2 separate regions of the Homo sapiens genome follow, and region 1 is linked to region 2. A link is a loop called in an ENCODE intact Hi-C map of the cell type or tissue named here. Cell type or tissue: CD4-positive, alpha-beta T cell. All regions are shown on one strand. Each heading gives the region's core, and the rest is flanking DNA. Links, peaks and the distances in the headings are about the cores only.

The links. Hi-C counts contacts between places; a loop is a spot of excess contacts. Peaks named below come from ENCODE experiments on the same cell type or tissue, not always from the same donor. Only the 100,000 strongest peaks of a DNase experiment are listed, where the experiment ranks them.
Region 1: a loop joins it to region 2, with 4 times the contacts of the local background. A loop is called at or near these places in 74 of 110 quality-filtered maps.

Annotation. Positions count from the first base shown.
Region 1 is chr2:6,906,813-6,915,146 of GRCh38, forward strand. GRASLND (glycosaminoglycan regulatory associated long non-coding RNA) reads right to left here. Exons shown (of 5, transcript NR_033997.1): 4 at 7,381-7,538; 5 at 5,464-6,852. Among named protein-coding and RNA genes, the nearest start is that of RNF144A, 6.4 kb to the right of the region's middle. RefSeq lists enhancers at 2,944-2,993, 3,124-3,253. In CD4-positive, alpha-beta T cell, for the core only: no CTCF peak of the experiment used is centred there; DNase peaks (open chromatin) are centred at 3,119, 3,519 and 7,149; H3K4me3 peaks cover 2,144 bases; H3K27ac peaks cover 4,479 bases.
Region 2 is chr2:7,027,952-7,036,285 of GRCh38, forward strand. It overlaps RNF144A (ring finger protein 144A), which reads left to right. Exons shown (of 9, transcript NM_014746.6): 8 at 2,175-2,264. Among named protein-coding and RNA genes, the nearest start is that of GRASLND, 110 kb to the left of the region's middle. In CD4-positive, alpha-beta T cell, for the core only: a CTCF peak has its summit at 3,900 (motif pointing left); a DNase peak (open chromatin) is centred at 3,920.

The DNA.
Region 1 (8,334 bases), core at 73-8,072, 120 kb before region 2:
AGATATAGTCACACAGGGGATCAGAGCTTTGACATGTGAGTTTTGGAAGGAGACCATTCAGTCCATAGCATGATCCATCATTTAAATGGTAAGATGCAATATACCTAATAGATTTGACCTGACTTTGATGCCATTTAATAGATTTGACTTGACTTTGTCTGATGGCAGTTAATAAAGCCACTTCTATTGAAGTAGGCAGTGCTGTGAGTATTATGACTTGGGGCCCCATGGACGTTTCCAGTCCTTTAAATATTGCCTCCATCCGCTGTGACAGAGCCTGAAATGTCTTCGTTGTGATTAAACTTGCAGTTTCTCCACTGATTTTCTGTAAAACTGAGGGAGTCTGGGGAATTAGCAAACATTAATCTTGTTCTTCAAGTTGTCGTTGGGATGTGTCAGCCCCACCTTTCTCTCAGGTATTGGCCAGGAGAGGGAAAAGCAGGGAACAGAGAGCAAACTTAAGCTATTTCCTACCTATTTGCCTACCACAACCTGGTGATGCCTGGCAAGATCCTTGTAGTTGAAAGATTTAATTCAGGAACAGCTTGGTGCATATCTACTGTGTGGTGAGACCTGTGCCAGACGCTATGGGGAATATCCAAGAAGAAGAGTCAGGCTTTTCATCTTTGAGAAATTTACAAATGTTAGGACAAGAGTTAGACACACGAGAGAGTTAAACAACTGAGTAAGAGAGGCAAAGCAGTGATAGAAAAGGCACCTGCCGTGGGACAGCCTGGCTTGAGCTGCAGTACCGTGTTTGATTAAGGGTGCGATACTTAGGTTCACAAAGGCCCAGTTTCCTCATCAGCAAAATGAGGGATCAATGCAGATTAGTGTAAGGACTTGAGTTAATTATACAAACAGCTCTTGGTGGCCTCTGGTAACTACTAACAGTTACCAATGAGTTCACATCATGTGAAAGCCATCCTTCATAATCTGAGGTAATGCAGGACAAAATAGATAAAAACTCATGGCACAGTTTGAAGTCCTGATAATTGTCATGAGCAAAAAGAGAGGACATTTGGGTTTTGGGGAAGAACACCTTAGAGAACAGGAGGCTTAAGACGGCTGCCCGTTAGTTAACTTACTCATTTAGTATGCACCTATGATGTATCAGCTTTTATAGCAAGTGCTAAAAACACAAAAATGAGCATAAGATTGTTTTGTCGCTAAGGTGCTCAAAGTTTAGTGGAGAAGGCAGTCTTGTAAACGAATAGGTAAAATAAGTGTTGAAGGATGGTAGAAGTAGCAACAAAGTTTTAACACACACACACACACACAAAACATGGAGGACTCTGGTGGTCTTTCATTCTACATCTTAATGGGAATATTGAGATGAGCGCTTCGCCAGAGCTCAGGTCTGAAAAATCCGGTAGAACATAAACTTCTAAAAATGTTCTGACTACTCATCCATAAAAAAAGAATGAATTAACGGCATTTGCAGCAACTTGAATGAGATTGGAGACTATTATTCTAAGTGAAGTAACTCAGGAATGGAAAACCAAAGGTTGTATGTTATCATACTTAAGTGGGAGCTAAGCTATCAGGATGCAAAGGCATAAGAATGACACAGTGGGCCTTGGGGACTCAGTAGGAAAGGGTGGGATGTGGGTGAGGGATAAAAGACTACAAATTGGGTGCAGTGTATACTGCTCGGGTGATGGGTGCCAAAGTTTCACAAATCACCACTACAGAATTTACTCATGTAGCCAAACACCACATGTTCCCCAATAACCTATGGAAACAAAAAACAAAACAAAAAAATGCTCTGCTCTGTTTTGTGAGGGGTCCAATGTCGGCCTTCAAGTGGCCTCAAAAATCAGAAATACAGACATGTGTGAAGCAACTTGATATAAGACAGCACAGGGTGGTGGGAGCCAGGGTGAGCTAGAGAACATACTCCTCTTAGAGGTGTTCAAGTTTTATAAAACATGACACTCCCCAAATGAAATACCCCTGAAGATCTGACTTGTCTTATCAGATGCCTGTTTTCAAATTCAAGTCACAGTGCCACCATGACTATCCCTAATTTATTCAGTGGTATATCAGGCATTAGCTATTCACTGAAAACTGGTAACCTTAATCACTGTTCCTTGAAGGAAATATTTTTACTCCCTGTTGTAAAGACTTTGAATAGTTATTCATACCCCCTTCTGTGAACATGAGAAAATTATACTTTCTCACCCTCTTTCAGTTAAGCAAAGCTACTAATTCCGGCCAATTATGAGTGCATTTAACTGCTAGTACAAGGCTGTACAACATTTGCTTTTGGGTCCACAGTGATTACAGAGGAGGCCTCATGTTGAGATGGCTGAGTCTAAAAACAGGCAACCTTGATCTTGTGTGCTTATTGGGAGGATAGTATTGGAGAGACAAATACGGTCACAGCAAACTGCATATATGGGACAGTTCACATTTTGAGATTACTTGTTACTGTAACACAGATTAGCCCGTCCTAACCAAAATGATCCCATAACAAATAACATTCAGATTGTCTAAGGCTAATGATGGAGATACAATTTCAATAGGGGTTAAGGCATTGGACTTCATAGTCCCATTTCACAATATTGACCAAGATTTACATTCTCCCTGGGGGTGGCTCTACAACTGATGGAATCACAATACTCTCGGTCTTGGGGGAATGCGCCATTGCCTCCTACCACTGGACACACAATTCTTCTCTTAACTTAAACTATATGGTCCTTAAGGGTAGAGCGCATATTTTAGCAGCTAAAAAGTTTTGAGCCCTGAAGTGGGCATGCCAAGTATGGTGTTAAGTGCTTTGCATAATTTTTATTTTAAATGCTCAGAGAAACCATAGAAGAGAAGTGTAATCATCCTTCATTTCATTGCTAAGGAAACTGGAGCTGAGGGAGTCTAACTGAAATGCATAGCTAGATCTTGATGAAACCTAAACTGACTTTGGCAGCAAAGCCCGAGCCAAGCTCAGGCAGAGGGCTTTGTCCTTCTTTCTTCCAAACTGCCTGGGACTCAGCTTCTGGGTTTCTGGGTTTTATTTGTTGTTGTTATTTGCTTGTTTCAATCTGTGAAGCCTGCTCTCCTCTTGATGATTAGAAACTGTGAGTGCATGTCTTCTTTAGAGGAAGTGGCTTGTGGTCTTGCCCTGTGATCCTCTGATAAGAATAGGTTCTCAGAAATACAACCCAATAGACCAAACTTTCACACGAAGATATGAAATGAGAGAAGAAGGAAGGAGAAGACAGACTGATAGAGTTCTTCATACACATGCAAGATGGGGAAAGGAAAAAGAGGAATTTGCATTCTTTCATTGGACTATTACATTCTTTCATGTCTAATGCCAAACATACAAATATGATAATATAATAAGAGAGTAACAAAAGTGGTGTGAGCACAGCTCAGCAGAAAGATTGGCTAACCCAGGGGAGTGACAGAAATGTTACTAGAGGTGTCAGTGGTGCACTGGAGTTTAAAATAGTAGGAGAAGTTTTCCAGGCCGTCAAGGTGTGGGGATTTGATGAGAGTGTTTGCGTTTGTTATTGTTGTTGATGGTGGTGGCGATGTGTGTGTGTGTGTGTGTGTGTGTGTGTGTGTAGAAAGAGAGAGAGAGAGGAGTTTTTAAGTACTGTATGTATTTTAAGGAGATTGAATAATCTAAGGTGAGGAGCATTTAAAATAATAGCAGAATAAAAGTTAAATACTTAGAAACATACAGCAATGAAACAAAATGACCTCTAAAGGGCCTTTTAAGTATGTTTCCATCCAGAAAGGGTCTCTATAGCCCCTATTTTTATTTTTTATTCCCATTATCCCCCAGAACTTTCCATTCTTAGGTGGCATCCAAGATTCTGTCCATTCCTGCTCAAGCCCACCTGCCACCTTTATCCATAACAGATAAACCTCCTGGTCCTACCAAGCCAGACAATCTATTGTCAGGAAAATGTTTTATGATTCTCTTCTTCTGCAATCTTGCTGGAGCTCACTTTCCCCATCTTACTGTCTCAGGTCAGGTTCCCTGGGAAACAGACTCTGAGATGGAGGTTGGTGGTTAAGAGATGCTTAGGAAGGGTTCCTGTAGAAGAATGAGGACACAGGGGAGCTGGGATGCATTTGCTGGGGAACTCTGGGGCTAGGGAGCCCTTCAGTGTTGTCCCAAGGTATGCCAAGCGATTCTCAGAAATACAACCCAATAGACCAAACTTTCACACAAAGATATGAAATGAGACATATGTTATGTCCCAGGCAAGCGGTTTTGGAAGGAGTTTTGCAGGAGGCAGCTACCTTTGGCCAAGATTGATTCCTGGGATGTGAGCCTTCCACAGCCAACAGTCCCAGCTCACGGGATAATGACTGCCTTGGTTCTGTAGGGAATCTTCATGAAGCATTCAAGCATCCACCTTGCGATATATCACCTGAGCCCTGTTCAGTAGGTGGAATAGCAAGTCCTGTTTCTCCCCCATAGCTCTTTATTTTAAACCTCACGTGTTACCATGTGGCAGCATCCACTAGGAATGAGCTGTGGGCACCTGAGTTGTTGCCCAGGACACAGACCTGGATTGTGTACTGTGTTCCCCTTGCACCTATCTGCTACCTGAATTTCTTCCAGGTTCCCATCTTTTCCTAGCTCTTGGCTATCTGCCTCAACTGTGCTCTCATGTCTAAGACTGAATGACTTACTCTGCCTACCTAGTATTGTACTTGGGCTCTCCTTCAAGACTCAAGTACCTGTGAATTACTGCTACTCAAAACCAGTTTACAGTGAATGTGTTAGCTTTAGTTGTTAGTTTAGGCAAGACCATGCTGGCATAACAAATAAACCCTAAAATTTCAATAGCTTAACACATGCAGGTTCATGTTCTCCTGAGGATCATCCTACCAGTGGGCAACCCACAGATCCAGCTGACTCCATTTGGTGGTCCCACCACCTCAATATGTGGCTCTGTTATCACTGGGATGGTGATGGGCAAGTTCAGTGTCATGAAGGTCTTTCTCATTGCCTTGGCTCAAAAGTGAGGCTTATGTCTACAGTCTATGGAACAAAATGAGTCACATGCCCTGGCCTGACTGTGAGGGGGCCAGAAAATCTGGGAAAATGCATGGCTATTTAGTGAGCATTAAATGTTTGCCCACAATGAGGTCTGTCTGCTGTTAAATATAATCATTCTTTGAGACTTGAGAAAGCCTTTAAAAATTCTGTCAAGCCCCAAGGGCCATATTCAATTGATTACTATAGAAAAGCAGTGTAATAAAAAGTTAAAAGACCTCTGAATCAGCCTTCTGTAATATTACCATGTGTGCCTTGAGCAAGCAGGGATCCTGGATCTGGCATGGCCTCGGTAAACCTCAGTGTTCCCATAAGTGAAGTGAAAAGATCAGACAAAACTTTCTCTTGGGTCCTTTTCAGTTCTAAGTAGAATCTACGGAGCTTGCATTTGAGCCATGCATAGAAGATCCGGTTAATAAAGAACCACAGAAGATTCATTTCTTTCATTCAACAAATTTTTATGAAGTGCCTAGAACTTATCTTGCCATTGCTGGATATGATGGCAAACAAGAGAGACGCGTCTCTACTTTCTGGGAGAATGCTAGGAAAAATATCTTTACTTTTTAATTCACATGTTAATATTTTCATTTATTGTCATTTATCTTGCCACCTTTGTATAACACTTTTATTTTTATTATAACCCTTGTTCTCTAAGTTGCAGTCATGAGTAGTCACCTTCCATGCACTTGTATTAGTTTGCTAGGCCTGGTGAAACAAAGTACCACCTTCTGAGTGGCTTAAACCACAGAAATGTATCATCTCACAGTTCTGGAGGTGTATTAGGGTTCCTCAGAGACACAGAATCAATAGGATAGAGATAGATAGATAGATAGACTAGATAGATGATTGATAGATGGATAGATAGATAGATAGATAGGAGATTTATTATGGGAATTGGCTTACATAATTATGGAGGCCAAGAAGTCCCACGATCTGCCGTCTGCAAGCTGGAGACCCTGAAAAGCTGGTGGTGGAATTCAGTCAGAGGCCAAAGGGCGGAGAACCTAGGGGTGGAGTAGGGAGGGGGAAGCACGCTCTCATGTAAGTGCTGGAATCCTGAGGCCCGAGAACCAGGAGCTCTGAAGTCAGGGGGCAGGAGAAGATGGATGTGCCAGCTGGAACAGAAGGAGCATATGTGCCCTTCCTCCTGTTTGTTCGCGCTCTCCAGAGATAGGGTGATGCACGTGGGTGAGGGCAGATCTTCTTTACTCTAAGGATTCAAATGCTGATCTTGTCCAGAAACACTCTGAGAGATGCACACAGACATACTGTCTTACCAGCTATCTGGGCATCCCTTAACCCAGTCAAGCTGCCACTTAACATTAACCATCACAGGGGGCTAGAAGTCTAAGTCAAAGCTTTGGCAAGATTGGTTCCTTTTGAGGGCTGTGAGGAAGAATCTGGTCCAGGCTCCTCCACCAGCTGCCGGTGCTTTGCTGGTCATCTTTGGCATTTCTTGGCTTGTAGAAGCATCACCCAAATCTTTGACTTCAGTTCACATGGTGTTCTCCTTGTGTGTGTCTGTGTCCAAATTTCCCCTTTACATAAGGACACCAGTCATATTGGATTAAAGCCCACTCCAGTATGATCTCCTCTTAACTAATCATATCTGCAATGACCCTATTTCCAAAGAAGGTCACATTCTGGGGTACTGGGGCTTAGAACTTCAGTATACGAATTTTAAGGAGGCACAAGGTGTCCGTGACAGTGCTGTGTTAAGTGACTGGAAGGATGAATTTCCTTTTTCACTTGCACTTTCTTTCTTGAAGTTTTGTTTGAAGCTGCTTGAAGACATCTCTGCATCCTGTCTTATGTGGATGCTACTCCCACTGCAGAGATTATTCGAGAGGTTGGAAAGGTTGGAAAAGAAAGAGAGGATGCTTTTGAAGGGAGAAGGGTAAGAGTACAGACAAGGGAAGCTGTATTAGTCTGTCTGTTCCCACACTGCCAATAGAGACATGCCTGAGACTAGGTAATTTATAAAGAAAAAGAGGTTTAATGGACTCACAGTTCCACATAACTGGGGAGGCCTCACAATCACGGCGGAAGGCAAGGAGGAGCAAAGTCACAGCAGGCAAGAACATTTGCAGGGGAACTCCCCTTTATAAAACCATCAGATCTCATAAAACTTATTCACTGTCACGAGAACGGCACAGGAAAGACCCACCCCCATGATTCAGTTACCTCTCACCTGATCCCTCCCATGACATACGAGAATTATGGGAGCTACAATTCAAGATGAGATTCAGGTGGAGAGACAGCCAGACTGTATCAGAAGCTTTGCCAAGAAGACCCGGAGAGTAGCAGGAACTCTCCTCTGTTCTTTGGCATTACCCTGTGAAGGCTGTGTGGCTCACCTGGGGACTGTGCCTCTGGCAGGAAAGTCTTGTGCTGTCTGCTCCTGAGAGAAGGCATGGCTTCTGGAATGAGATGATCAGTAGCACAGATGGGCTGAAGATGAGACGTTACATTCCACATTCCCAGAACCATAATATCCCCCAGATTCCTCTGTGTCCTTAAGGAGAGAAAGTCAGAATGAGAACTGACATTTGATTTCCTGCTACTCTAGAGAAACAAGAAATGGAATTTGTTAATTTTTAAAATAAAAAAAGTGAATTTTCTATATTTATGGAATGTGTGATTACAAATTCACATAAACTTCCTTGTCTAATTTTTTTTCTTTTCTTTTTCTTTTTCTTTCTTTTTTTTTTTTTTTGAGACTGAGTTTCGCTCTTGTTGCCAGGCTGCAGTGCAGTGGTGCGATCTCGGCTCACCGCAACCTCTGCCTCTGGGGTTCAAGCGATTCTCCTGCCTTAGCCTCCCGAGTAGCTGGGATTATAGGCATGTGCCACCACGCCTGGCTAATTTTGTATTTTTAACAGAGACAGGGGTTTCTCCATGTTGGTCAGGCTGGTCTTGAACTCCCAACCTCAGGTGATCTGCCTGCCTCGGCCTCCCAAAGTGCTGGGATTACAGGCATGAGCCACCACACCCAGCCCCTTGTCTAATTTTTTAAAAAAAATTCAAGTGTGGGTCTTGAGCTTCCCTTGATTTTCTGTCTAGAAGAGAAGTGTCAGAACGGCTATCTGCTTTCCCAGCTTCTGGGCCATTTGCTGCAGCACTGAGTCGCCAGCCTGCTTCGCATGAGCAGGGAAATTTTGCCCATCTAGGTAATCAGGAAGAGCTTGTTCAATGAGTGAAGGGTGAGTCATACTGCATTGGCACAAACTCTTGGCAACAATGAGTGTCCTTTACAATGGGCTCTATGGGACAGCCCTCTGGGGGAGATGGGCCAGCCAGACCTGAGTAAG
Region 2 (8,334 bases), core at 148-8,147:
ACCCCATGCGGGTCTGGTGAGATGAGGGTGGGGGGCGGGGTGGGAGGGTGAAGTTCTTGACCTTGAGGAGCTTGTCATCTCCCTGACGAGCCCCATAAGGCACGATCCGGACACATTGCTATGAAGGAGGCTGCATGGCTAAGGGTGTAAAGTCCCTGGCGGCCCCAAGGAGGAGTCAGGAGGTTACTGGCTCTGGGGGCCAGTGGGTAGCTGAGGACTTGAAGGCTGAGTGAGTTTGTTCACCAGAGAGGACAGAATGTGCTGAGCCAGGTTACTACCAAAGACCTGGGCACGATGAAAGAGGATGTGAACTCATACGTGGCCTGGCCAGAGATGCTGGAAAGACAAGGTGAGGCCCAGACGACGGCCCCTGTGTACCAGATCAGGGGCCTGGCCCCCAGCAGAGGCCTGTGCTTCCCAAGGATAGGATGGATCAGAATCACTTAGGGAGCCTGAGGACTGGGCCCTGCCTCAGACCTCGGAGTCAGTATCTTCAGCTTCCAAAAGCTGTCCAGGTGGCTCGGATGTGCAGCCAGGCTTGTCCATGTCTGCTCGCAGAGGTCAGTAACCACTTCTCAACTGGGTAGTACACAGGATTTGGTTTGCGTTTCAGAAAACAAATTCAAAAACGTTTAAAGAGCCTGCAGTGCAAGACATTGTGAGAGGCAGTCTGGAAAATGGAGACATACAAATGGAGAATGAGCTCTTCTCAGTGGTGTGTAAATTAATGTCAGCGCAAAGGAAATTTTGGTTAAGAGTTCAAGGAGGAGAGAGCTCACAGTGATGGAAGTGGACAGAAATAGCTTTGTAGAAGAGAAAGGTGTGGCCAGAAGTGGCTTTGTGTTTGCCTGCTCCTCCCTTTCCTCTCACAGATGGGGCATCTGGGCACAGAAGCGAGGCAGACAGTGGTAGCTGGGACCCCAGCCCCCAGCCAAAGCCTCTTGCTACTGCACCTGTAACAGCCAGGATTTGATGGCCCTCCATTCACTGTGCATTCAGACACCAGGAGGCTTGACCCCAAAAATCAGGAAACTCAAGGCTGGTGTCCTCCCCACAAGGAGAGGAAGTCCGGCTGCAGCCCCCAAACTGTCTTACCAGAGTTGATTGAAAGGAACAGAAGGCCATGACCCCTGACCTGCTCCTCCTGGTTTTCGGAAGAGTGACTTCCTGTTTCCTCAGGCGCATTGGGCCCTGTGTTTGTTTGTTCTTTTCTGAAAAAGCAGCTGTCTGTTTACAGCCTCCTTTAAATGAATCAACAGGCTTGCCCCTCCGTGGCACCATGTGCCTCGTCATTTCCTTCATTGATCAGGATTGAAAACGGTGCCTCCTGGTCCTGGAGGCATAGAGGGCTCGGTATAGAAATGCCATTCCCCTCACGCCAGTGGGTAGTCATTGAGATCTGGGTGCCAAGCACTGAGCTGGGGAACACACTTAGAGAGACCAACATGTGTGAGGGTCCCAGCTCCAGGAAATGGAGGTGGGGTGGAGAACGCCTGGAGGGAGGCGTCCACAGGTGTTCCTGGAGTGCAGAGAACTGCTGCCCACTCAGGATGGTCTGAGAAGATGCAGACAGAAAGTGCTCCCCGGGCTGGATCTTGAATCATGAGGAAAATCAAGTGGCCTGAGTGGAGAGGAAGCGCTTTCTAGGTGAGAAGCCCGACCTGATGGAGGGGGATGGATCAGCAACAAAGAAAATCATCCAATCCCAGGAATAGCCCTGTCACTGCACCAGGAAGATGCCAGGGCAGAGGGACTCTGGTGGAGTCACACACAGCCGGAGCCAGCAGGAGCTCTTTGGAGCAGCAGTGACCTGCGTGTTCAGTAGCCCTTTGTCCCCATGAGATCCCTTCTTTCCCACAAGCTCAGAAGCCAGCCACTGTGCAGGGGAGGTCCTTCTTTGGGCTGGGCCTGAAGTCTGGTCCAAAGCTCCCTCTAGAGCCCGAGGCTGTGCTGTCCAGGGCTGCTAGGTGATGAAGGGAGGCCCTGGGGAGGAGCGGCCTGGGCCTCCAGTGGCTGTGGCCAGGTGTTCCCGGATGCGTGCCCTTCCCTGTGTCACCTCCCTCATGTCTCCACTTATCATGAGCATAGGAGAAGAAATGCATCAATGGCTGTGATACTCACCGAACTGAGCAGGAACCACTCGTTCATGCCGTCTCTGTCTCTGCCCCTCACAGGATGATTTCCTTCTGATACACTACGATAAGGGACCCTGCCGGAACAAGCTGGGCCACTCCCGGGCATCTGTGATCTGGCATCGGACACAGGTAGGAGGTGATTTGCCTGGAAGGTTGATCTCAGAGAGAGACTGTGTGTGTGTGTGTGTGTGTGTGTGTGTGTGTGTGTGTGTGTGTGTGTATGTATATCTTTAGTGTTTCCAGACTTGCCTAAAGGACGAAGATCTCCTGGATAGAAAGAGCTAGTAGATGTGCTTCCTGCTGGTTTTTGCTGGTATAGGCTTATCCTTATGGAAGCCCTGGCCCAAAGTTAATGTCAACGCGCATCACATTCATTGTCTGATGGGTCTTCAGCATCAGACTTCAGATCACTTGCACGGGACTCATGGCCTTGGTCATGACCTGCTGACCGTGTTTAGGTAATCCTTGCCTAGCCCTTAACAAAGAGCTTTCTCTTGAGGCCCTGAGATAAGCAAGGTAGTAACAGGAATGGATAACAAGGAAGGAGTGGAAAAATTCCGAGGTCAGTGGTCCCCAACCTTTTTGGCACCAGGGACTCACTTCGTGGAAGGCAGTTTTTCCACAGACTGGGCAGGGGGATGGATTTGGGATGATTCAGCATATTGCATTTATTGTGCACTTTATGTCATGATTACATTGTAATATATAGTGAAATAGTTGTACAACTCACTATCATGTAGAATCAGTGGGAGCCCTGAGCTTGTTTTCCTGCAACTAGATGGTCCCATCTGAGGGTGATGGGAGACTGTGATAGATCATCAGGCATTTAGATTCTCATATAAGGAGGCTGCAACCCAGATCCCTCGCATGCGCAGTTCACAACAGGGTTCGTGCTCCTACGAGAGTCTAATGTCGCTGCTGATCTGACAGGAGGTGGGGCTCAGGCGGTAACGTGAGCAATGGGGAGCAGCTGTAAATACAGATGAAGGTTTGCTCGTTTGCTTCCCCCACCCCCACCACTCACTCCTGCCGTGCACCCTGGTTCCTAACAGGCTACAGACCGCTACCCGTCCATGGCCCAGGTGTTGGGGACCCTGGCCCTAGGTGTTAATGCCTGTGCAGTCTTTGGAGTTGATAAAGGACCCTCGTGTTGGTTAATATTAACTTGTGCTTTCAACACATATTTATAGCCTACCGTGTGCTGGGTACTGCTGTAGGAGCTGGAGATACAGTGGTGCGTGAGACAGATGTGTCCTTCTACGGAACTACGTTCTGTTTAGGGACAGAGATGATAAAGCAGCAAGGACACAGAACCTAATAAATCAGCTAGAGGTGACGTGATGGGGAGATGGTCAGAGATGATGGCAGGGACAGACCCTTTTAGGGCCTGGCAGTCCACAGAGCAACCCTGGATCTTGTGCTGGGTGAGTGGGAAGCTGCTGAGGGATTAGTGGCAGGAGGCACATTGGCTGCTGCTCCCTGCCTGCTCCTCGAGAGGCGTGAAGGGCTCAAGTCTGTGACTCCTTCAGGAGAGCCTCTGAGGCACATGTGTCAGCCTCATCTAAAAGATGGAGAAACTCAGTCTCAAGGCAGTTGCCAGGACGAGGGAAAGGTCCACCTACAGCTGCACTTCCTGGACAATCTTAAATGCCGACCACGTGGCAGAGCCTGTGGGCGTCCACAGCAGGCGATAAGACACGCCTCCCATCAGAGAGCAGATGCTGAGCATTCTTGGCCTCGCAGGCCGTAGGCCTCTGCTGCACCTGTCAACTCCACCTGGCGGCACAGAAGCTGCCAACGGTACGTCAGTGAGTTACCTTGGCCGTGTTCCAGTGAAACTGTTTACACAGGCAGGTGGAAGTGACTGTGGTGATGGTTGCGTAACTCTGTGAACACACTGGAAACCATTGAATGTGTGTACTTGATCTGAATTGCGTGGCACAGGAATTATGTCCCAATAAAGCTGTATGGATAAACAAAACAGAACAGATGATGAAGGCAGATTTGGCCCCCGGGCCATGGCGTACTGCCCTCTGGTCTAGAGAGTTGGTTTGAGCTCCTCTGACTGTTCTCTTTGCACGTGGCCCGGCACGGCTTGAATCCACGCCCCTTGCAGCTCTGCTGGAATCCGCGCCCCTTGCAGCTCTGCTGGAATCCGCGCCCCTTGCAGCTCTGCTGGAATCCGCGCCCCTTGCAGCTCTGCTGGAATCCGCGCCCCTTGCAGCTCTGCTGGAATCCGCGCCCCTTGCAGCTCTGCTGGAATCCGCGCCCCTTGCAGCTCTGCTCGAATCCGCGCCCCTTGCAGCTCTGCTCTGGCTGCTGTGACAAAGCGCTGCAGACTGGGTGGCTCAGAACAGCAGAAATGTATTGGCTCAGTCCTGGAGCTCAGAATTCTGAAATCGAGGTGTCAGCAGGGCCCTGCCTGCTCTGAAACCTGTAGGAGAGTCCCTCCGGCCTTGTCCAGCTTCTGTGGTTCGCCAGCCATCTGCGGCATTCCTGGACAGATCGATGCGTCACTGCAATCCTCCGTCTTCCTCCGGCTGCCTCTTCCCTGTGCGTCTCCACCTCGTCTTCCATCATTGTCCAAATCCCCCCTTTCTATCAGGACATCAGTGGTATGGGATCGAGGCCCACGCTAATCACCTCATGGTAACTTGATTGCATCTACAGAGACCCTGTTTCCAAAGAAGGTCACATTCTGAGATACTAGGGGGCTAGAACTTCAATATATTGTTTTGTGAGGACAGGATTCAACCCATAACAACACCTACACCCCCCTCCCCACGCAGCATAGAAACTGCCAGGAGGCTGCATTCCTCTTCTGTACTTGGTTTTCCCTGGGCTGTAGGTAGGGGGTGACTGGGTGCTGACTCGGGGGACCCGGCATTTGCACAGCCACCGTGTGAGTGGATGCTGTTGTGTGCACCTTGGCAGAAACTGAGTCAGAGCTTGGTGAGAACTCGGAAACCATTGCCCAACTCTGGCAGTTTCCCTGTAGAGAAGGTGAGTTCCAGGTGAGAGCAGGTGCTTTCCACAGGGACTCTGGCTGGCTGTTGCTGGGTGCCAAGCCTCCCACATACTCAGGCTTACCATCCTCACATGTATTTTGCTCTGGAATCTGTGGTGTGAACAGGGCTCAGCCAAGCCAGCCCATGTGCGGCCCACGTGGCATCAGCCGGGGCAGCTCTGAAGCTGGGCAGGAGCCCCTGCAGGCCCGTGCCCCATGCTTCTGGTGCTTGATCTGGCTGCTGGCTTGGGCCTCAGCTGGGGCTGGCAGTCAGATATCCTCACGCCATCGTGCCCTGGAGCTGCCAAAGGCCCACTGGTCTTGGAACCTGGGAGAGCCTGAGCATGGGTCTTGGCAGCCGCATCTTCCCTGCTCCTCCAGGCTCACTCTGAACTTTGGCCTGCAGCGCCCGTGCTTTCCCTGCCTCTCTCCTTTGCCCTGGCCGTTGCTGCCAGCTTGGTCTTCATCACTCTCTTCCTCTACTTCTCCTGTTCCTGCCCAGCTCTGCACATCCACATTCTAACCTTCTCTGTGGCCCAATCCAGGTGTGACCTCCTCCGTGAAGTCTCTTGTGTGTGACTGTCATCCAAGAAGAGCCCTCCCTCCCATGTGGACCCACCCCACTCTGGTCATAGCCCAGTGCTCATCTGGGTCTTATCTCTTAGGATACAGAAAAGTGCTCTTGGGAGCAGGGACCTGTTTTGCTCATCTTTGTAACCTCTTTGGCACTGGTCCTGTGCCTGGGGCACAGTTATCTTTGGAAGTAGTGCACGGGCAAAATCGCGAATGACCCGTTTGGCCGTGGGTGTTGACTCGCAGCCCTCTCCACAGGGCTAATGGTCCTCGTGCCTTCGGCGGCTTTCTACACGTGGGGAACTTCACAGGGGCCGGGCAGGGAGCAAAGGGTTGCTGTGTCCCCGTCCCAGGAGCCATGAGAGCTGCTTTATTTTCTGGTTCTGCTCCTGGTGAGGAGAAGGTGGAAGTGGATGACTTGGAGCTTGTTCGTCCCCATTCAAAGACAGGAAGAACTGTTTTTGTTTCTCCTAGGGAGGGACAGGAGTAACACCACCTCTCTAATGACACCTAATAGTTCTTCCTTTCTTTGAAGGCAGAAGTTGCAGTGATCCAAGATCGTGCCACTGCACTCCAGCCTGGGCGACAGAGCAAGACTCTGTCTCAAAAAAAAAAAAAAAGTTCACAAAAGTGCGGTGAGACTTGGAGCGATAGTGTTTGGGGAAACAGAGCAGCCAGGAGTGTCAAGCTGTAGCAAGCGACAGCGTGCAGCCGTTTGAGTGGACGCCCACCCTCCTTAGGAGCCCCAGCTTTGCTCGGACTCATCTCTGTCTGCCTTTTGGAAATGAGTCCGTGTAAAGAGCTCGCTTCTGCCACCTCCTGCCTAGTTTTCAGGCTTCCGGCATCTCCCCTGCCCTGTCCTTCCTCCGGGCTGCTACGGCACTGAGCGTGCTCCCAAGTGCAGTGCTGTGAAGGACACCTGGTAGCACCAGGTGCCTTTGTGGCACGTGCACCTGCCAGGCTGTGGGAAACTCATAAGATCGCAAGGCAGGGTGAGACATTAGAAGCCAAGAATTATTTCTTGATAATTCAACAAGCTGGAATATTCAAGAAAAATAGTATGAAATGAGTGGCACCTGAATCAGACCATAAAAGTCCTAAATACTGGATGTTGCAGAAAGTGCTTTGAAGGAGGAGAGGACAGTGTGAGCGGAGGCACAGAATGGGACACTCTGGGGCCGGCTGGGGAGCCTTCGGGAGTGCAGCTGATGGGAAGTTAGGGGCAGAGTCGTGATTGGCCTTGGAGAGGGTGTGGTGTCTTGCTGTAGACTTAAGTCTGTATGGCACTAGGGAGCCAGAGAAGGTTTTAGAGCAGCAGAATAAAATGCTCAGACGGGGCATAACCTGAAGACTTCTGCTGAGCCTCTTGGTCCTCCACATTTGGCCTCCCTTGTCATCTTCATCTCTGCAAAGCAGAATCTGCCAGCCTTGTGGCCTCAGAGGAGCCCGCTCAGGATGGCCTGCTGTTCTGCCTTCTCCACTCCTGTGTCTCTCTCTTGCCCTGTTTTGTTCCTTCTCCCTGTCAAGCTATATCCCTCCCATCCATTTTTAAGGCTTTGCTCCAGCTCCTGCTTCTCCCGTTACGTGTCTCTAAAGAGCCCAGGCCACAGCACGTGCTGAGCAGCGTCTTTGGAATCTTACTTGACTGCAGCCCACAGGGAGACATGTACCAGTGTAGTACCTTGTAACCCATAAAACATCCCTGTGCACACCCACATCGACATAACTTCCCCACTCTGTGCTCCTGCATTTTCTGTTCTGCTCTGTTTACTAAAGTCCTCATCTTGACCCACCAAATTGCTTTCCCGTCCTACAAATGGGTCAGCTGGGCCACCCTCTGTCACTGACCCTGCTGTGGGTTAGAACTTCTTGCCCAAGTCAGGTTTCATTGGCTCCCTGGGGACACATTTCTCTGTCACATAGGGGCTTGCTCCACTCAAACCTCAGGAGCACTCAGAACATGCCCTGAATTCAGTGTCCTGTGATTCCCAACTTTCAGGGTCATTTTGAAAGGTTCCTTCTCCCCAGTTCTTCCTCCTTTAGATGTGAAGCTCAGTAAGATTATTCTAAGAGATTTGGGGGAATTCCAACGTGTCTCTTTGAGATTGCAGGCTGCTTTCATTATTTTTTACGGGAGCAGAGGTTTTATATGCCACTTGCATCTTACCTGGCACTCTTGTCAAACGGAAAACAGTGCTGTAAAGGAAGAATTGTCTTTGTTGCATAAAGTTATTGTACAGTTTGTTTCATCGCAAGTGATACATTTTTTATTCAGTATAGCAGAGTCTCCTGTTAAAGTAAATGAGCATGAAAACCAGCAGAGTGGCCGCGAATGCAAGACCGCACGGTGGGCAGATGTCTCACGTGGGACTGACTGTGCGGTTGCTGGAGTGAGTGTGGGTGCTGTGAGCCGCACCTGTGCCCTGTCCATCTGCCCTCCTGTGCATTCGCTGTGCACACGATTGCATGAAGTGCTTGCCGGCCTTTTTCCAGCGCTATCCCAGAAATCAGCCATCGTGTGGAGGAGCATTTCATTTTCTCTAGAGTAACCTTACTTCCTTAGGACATCAGCATCTGACAAGGGAGAATCTTACCCAAAACCAGCTCTTCCTTCTCTTC